Linked DNA regions of Homo sapiens: region 1 is linked to region 2. Evidence: chromatin contacts called from ENCODE Hi-C or POLR2A ChIA-PET data. All regions are on one chromosome and are shown on one strand. The core of a region is the stretch at or near the end of the contact, and the rest is flanking DNA. Distances in the headings are between cores, read along the strand shown.

Region 1 (2,700 bases), core at 32-2,531, 470 kb after region 2:
TATTTTTATTTTTTAATTTCCTTTTGAGAGGGAGTCTCGCCCAGTCGCCCAGGCTGGAGTGCAGTGGCACGATCTTGGCTCACTGCATCTCCTGCCTCCCGGGTTCAAATGATTCTGGTACCTCAGCCTCTGGAGTAGCTGGGATTACAGGCACGCACCACCACACCCGGCTAATTTTATTTTATTTATTTATTTATTTATTTTGAGAAGGAGTCTCACCCTGTCGCCTAGGCTGGAGTGCAATGGCGCGATCTTAGCTCACTGCAACCTCCGCCTCCCAGGTTCAAGCGATTCTCCTGCCTCAGCCACCCCAAGTAGCTGGAATTACAGGCGCCTGCCACCACGCCCGGCTAATTTTTTGTATCTTTAGTATAGACGGGGTTTCACCATGTTGGCCAGGCTGGTCTCGAACTCCTGACCTCAGGTGATCCACCCGCCTCGGCCTCCTAAAGCGCTGGAATTACAGGCGTGAGTCACCGTGCCCGGCCTAATTACTAAACATTTTAGTAGAGATGTTTTGAAACTTTGCATATATCCTGTTTCGGCTTCAAGTTCTGCCTACTAATTTTAGCATTCATCCGTGGATGTTGGGGAAGGCCAACTTTTACTTTCTCAATCTGAGCAAAATTTCACTGTTTTAAGGAGCAAAACGAGCAGAATTATTGGACAGGAAGAATGGTAGGAGAGAGTAGAGACCTAGGCAAGGGCCGCTCCTGTAAAAATTAGGTAAGTGAAAACTAGTAATAATAAGTACACTCGCGGCTGGGCGCAGTGGCTCACGCTTGTAATCCAGCACTTCGGGAGGCCGAGGTGGGCGGATCACGAGGTCAGGAGATGGAGGCCACAGTGAAACCCCATCTCTACTAAAAATATAAAAAAAAATTAGCCGGGCGTGGTGGCGGGCGCCTGTAGTCCCAGCCACCCGGGAGGCTGAGGCAGGAGAATGGTGTGAACCCGGGAGGCGGAGCTTGCAGTGAGCTGAGATCGTGCCACTGCACTCCAGCCTGGGCGACAGAGCGAGACTCCGTCTCAAAAAAAAAAAAAAAAAAAAAAAAAAAAAAAAAAAAAAGTAAGTACACTCGCACTACGAACAGAAGGATATCCCGAGCAGCTCTGAGAGGGCTTTAGCAATCAGGCGCCGGGTCGGCTTCCCGGTTGCCCCGGAGACAGGGTCCTTCCTTGTTCGGCGCCGCCATCTTGTGTCACCAGCCCTTGCCCAATGAACGGCTGCTCAGTGGCGGGAGGGCGGGCTACCGCGCCCGGGCCCTACCCGCCCTGGCGCACTGCTCTTCCCGGTCATGGAGGCGCCAGCCGCCGGCTTGTTTCTGCTCCTGTTGCTTGGGACTTGGGCCCCGGCGCCGGGCAGCGCCTCCTCCGAGGCACCGCCGCTGATCAATGAGGACGTGAAGCGCACAGTGGACCTAAGCAGCCACCTGGCTAAGGTGACGGCCGAGGTGGTCCTGGCGCACCTGGGCGGCGGCTCCACGTCCCGAGCTACCTCTTTCCTGCTGGCTTTGGAGCCTGAGCTCGAGGCCCGGCTGGCGCACCTGGGCGTGCAGGTGAGTGTGGGCGACCCCTCGCCGCCGCTCCCGGGACCCTTCCCGCCTCCCTTCCTGGCGGTCCCCCGACTCCGCCCGCGCCCCTCTAGGCCTCAGGAAATGCGGAGACCCGGGCGGCGGGCGGGGCACAGGGGGTCCGTGGGATTGCCTCGGGGCCCGCGAGGAGTCCTGGGTGGCCAGGGGCCCCGGCGCCTCCGCTGCCCCCGGTGCGCGCCCGCCCTCCTGCCTGGGCCACGTCAGCACCGGCCTGCCCCCGCGCGGGTCGCTGCTCACGTGGGCAGCTGCTGGGATCCGCGGCCGACCAGCCTCGGAGCTTGCCCCTGTTTGGGCCGTTCTCGGCACCGCTCGGGAGACCTCGGGCCGGTAGAACGCACCTCCCTTCCGTAAGGCGAGCGCGGCAGCCCCTCGGCCCGGTGCCAGCGGGCGCCAGACTTCATTTCTCACGGCCCGACGAGGTGGCTCAAGTAGAGGACAAATAAATGAATTAAAGTGAATTTCATTCTCTTAATTCAGTATCTGGTCCGTTGTAGGTGCTTCTTTCTAGACATAGAGAACCATCAGAAATGTAACAGGTTTCGCATTTTTAAGTTGGTAATCACTTGAAATCCCTATGAATGTGATGCATTTTAAGGTTCCTAGTGAACGCTTTCTAAATGTTAAAACTCTTTTTAAAGTTAGTTTTAAAACTCCTGCACGTAATATAAGTTCTCTTATGCTGTACAGAAAAGGAAAGTCCAATTTTCTCCCTTCCCCCTGCTGCTTCTCATTCTTACACCTCGGCAATAAATGGCTGTGTTTGGCTTAAATGTTTCCAGGTATTTCAGTGATCACCAAAGAAAATGTTGGGTTTGGGAGTAAAGGGAATGTACATACACAGAGGTTTGGTTTTTATTACTATTGTTGTTAAACAATTTCATTAAATGATTACCTAATTATTTGTTGAGAGAATAGTCATTATAGTGTCACATTTCTTCTAAGCACACTTCGTTCTCTGACTGAATATGGAGCTATAAAGATGGGTTTATAGAGATTACGTTTCTGAAATGACTCCTATTTTCTTTCATGCGTTGTCCATGATGAAATAAAGTTTTACTCAAAGGCTTGTGGAAAGATAGATCAAAACTTCATGTAAATTTGCCTT
Region 2 (2,700 bases), core at 4-2,503:
GATGTTTGGGTCTCCTTTCTCTGAGGCGCCCTGGTTCACTGGGCCAACTCAGGAGTTGGTCTGCCCTTCCTCAGAAATCCCTTCAAGTTTTTCTGTTCCTCTTCCTAGACTGGTGCTTTTTGGCTGGGTCAGTTTCCCAAATGGGCCTGTAGCTGCTCTGAGCTGGGTCATCCAGCCGTTTAGCAGCTGCTTCAACCACTGCTAGGCTGCCTTTTGGAGACAAGAGCTCCCAGCTCCTCCTTCTGGCCTAGCTTCCCATCAAATGGGGCCCTGGGTCCTCTCCTCACAAGGATTTTGGGCTCCTCCGCAGTTTTGTAGCCAGCCTGGATTCTGGCCTTCTGCAGCCTGCTCCCTCCCTTCCCTTCCGCCCCTGGGAAGAGCGACCCCCACCACTCTCGGAGACTGCACTGCCCGCCTGTCAGAGTGGGCACTCAGGTGACACTGCTGTGGTCGTCCCCTTCCTCCGTGATCCATTCCGGAGGGGGTCATTCTTAGTCTAGGCCTGCAGGCCCGGAGCTCCAGCCATGGTCTCCGCCTGTCCCTGACCGGCGGTCTGGGAGGCAGCAGGTAGGGGATCCCGGGCAGGCGGACCAGGCCTGGGTGGGGGGCGAGCAGGAGGCGCGGGACAGCACCTGGGGGTCCCAGCTGATGAAGGGTCGGGGTGGGCAGCGGTTTGGGGGCCAGACGGATCCGCGGTGTGGGCGCGCCGGGGTGTTGATGGAGGAGGGGCCGAGGTGCTGAGGGCGGGGTCGGGCTGGGGTCGGGGCTGAGGGCGGAGTCGGGTGGGGCGGAGTCAGAGCTGAGGTGAGCCTGAGGGCGGAGTCGGGGCGGGCTGAGGTGGGCCTGTGGGCGGAGTCGGGGCGGTGTGCTGAGGTGGGCCTGAGGGCGGAGTCGAGGTCGGGCTGAAGGCGGAGTCGGGGAGGGCTGAGGTGGGCCTGAAGGCAGAGTCGAGGTCGGAGCTGGGGACGGAGTCGAGTTCGGGCTGAGGGCGGAGTCGGGGCGGGCTGAGGTGGTCCTGTGGGCGGAGTCGAGGTCGGGCTGAGGGCAGAGTCGGGTCGGAGTCGGGGCGCGCTGAGGTGGGCCTGGGGGCGGAGTCGAGGTCGGAGCTGAGGGCGGAGTCGGGGGCGGGGACGTAGGCGGAACCCGGGTCGGGCTGAGGTGGGCCCGAGGGTTGGGCTGGGGGCGGAGTGGGTGCCAGCCTGAGGGCGGAGCCGGGGGCGGGCGGGGGCGGGCTGGGGCGGGCCTACAGGCCAGACTGGTGTGGCACGGAGCTGAGGACCGGCCGGAGCTTTGCGGAGGGCCCGGCTTGGCGGGTCCGGGGGGGAGCCGAACCCGCGGGGCACCGGGTCCGGGCGGGGCCGAGCCGGGCCGGGGCGGGAGCCAGCCGGGGTGGGGCGGGGCCGAGGCCGAGGCAGGCGGTCGGCAGTGCTGGGGGTTCAGGTGTTGCGGCGGCTCCACGTAGCCAGGCGGCCCGTGGGCTGGAGCGGGCGGAGCTCGGCCCGCGGCTTGCGTGAGCTCAGGCCGGTCCCAGCGTCCAGAGCGCCGGCCCTTCGGCTTCTTCTAGGCCATGGCAGGGCCGGGCCCAGGCCCGGGGGACCCGGACGAGCAGTACGATTTCCTGTTCAAGCTGGTGCTGGTGGGCGACGCAAGCGTGGGCAAGACGTGCGTGGTGCAGCGCTTCAAGACCGGCGCCTTCTCGGAGCGCCAGGGAAGCACCATCGGCGTCGACTTCACCATGAAGACGCTGGAGATCCAGGGCAAGCGGGTCAAGGTGGGAGGCCGGCCAGGGCCCCTGGAAGGCGCTCCCTCGGAGGGTGGGGCGGGGGCAGCGGAGCCCCTGGCCGCGGCGAGCGCACCCCGCGTCCATCTGAAGTTTCCTTTGGCTTCCCCTTTTTCCTTCCTCGGGTCGGAGCAGGCCTGGGCCCCGGGGTCTGGGCCGGGTTCAAGTCCTCAAAGCGCCGGCCGTGGGTTGCTGGGGGGGGGGGGGGCGAGGGAGTGTGGAGGAGGCGGCCCTGCCCTCCGGAGCTCACACCCTAGGAGGGGACTGTGCTCCAAAATAACTTTAGCCATTGGAAGGCAGGGGGTTAGACTCCCCTGTTCCAGGTACTAGCGGAGCGCCTTGGAGTGCGGAGATCAGACCCCCCACCTCCATCCACCGCGATGGCAGCCCCCAGCTCAGCCCACCGGCGGGGCACTCAGCCAGAGAACTGCATCCCCACCCCAGGACTAGGAGCGATCAGGAAGTAGTTGCTTTTAGGACCAGAGGGCCAAAACTTTTTGTCAGAATTTCCGGCCTGGCCACGCCTCCCTGCAGTCTCTTTGTGGACCTGGTGGTGGAACTTTACTCGACTAGGGCCAGCCCCGGTTCCCTCCCCCAGCTGGAGTTTGATAGAAACTGAAAACTTCACAGATACCGGAAGGTGGGGGAGAGAACCAAGCTTTGGCAATGGCTCCGAATAAAAACAGCAGGATGTGGTTGCCACAATGTCCTGGCAGTGGTTTGATAAATATTTGTGATGAATGAAATCAGAGTTTCTTAACCTAGGTGTTAGTACTCCCTAATCAACCAGGAGATCCTGGGCTGAAGGCACTCAGTAACTTTTCTGAACCGCACTGTACAGAAATCTTTGCTTGCTTTCATGGTTTCGAGCCCCCATGATCTTCAGGACACCCTCAGGGCACAGGGCTGGGACGATCTCT

What was found. Hi-C counts contacts between places; a loop is a spot of excess contacts on that map. ChIA-PET counts read pairs that join two places held with the same protein, here RNA polymerase II (POLR2A). Pooled maps may share reads with other maps.
Region 1: a loop to region 2 is called in a map of naive thymus-derived CD4-positive, alpha-beta T cell, with 4 times the contacts of the local background. The contact joins the promoter of RPN1 here to the promoter of RAB43 in region 2. A Hi-C loop is called at or near these places in 1 of 168 maps with a recorded cell type or tissue (naive thymus-derived CD4-positive, alpha-beta T cell), 1 of 37 single-sample maps with no recorded cell type and 12 of 50 pooled maps. POLR2A ChIA-PET finds 5 or more read pairs at or near these places in 3 of 52 experiments (PC-9, activated CD4-positive, alpha-beta memory T cell and activated naive CD4-positive, alpha-beta T cell).

Annotation. Positions count from the first base shown.
Region 1 is chr3:128,649,399-128,652,098 of GRCh38, reverse strand. RPN1 (ribophorin I) reads left to right here and starts at 1,281. Exons shown (of 10, transcript NM_002950.4): 1 at 1,281-1,559. The coding sequence starts at 1,299. RefSeq lists enhancers at 808-887, 1,048-1,317, 1,988-2,057 and a silencer at 1,568-1,837.
Region 2 is chr3:129,120,357-129,123,056 of GRCh38, reverse strand. RAB43 (RAB43, member RAS oncogene family) reads left to right here and starts at 1,253. Exons shown (of 3, transcript NM_198490.3): 1 at 1,253-1,771. The coding sequence starts at 1,568. All of the region lies in intron 11 of ISY1-RAB43 (ISY1-RAB43 readthrough), which reads left to right. RefSeq lists silencers at 1,024-1,243, 1,264-1,443 and an enhancer at 2,224-2,700.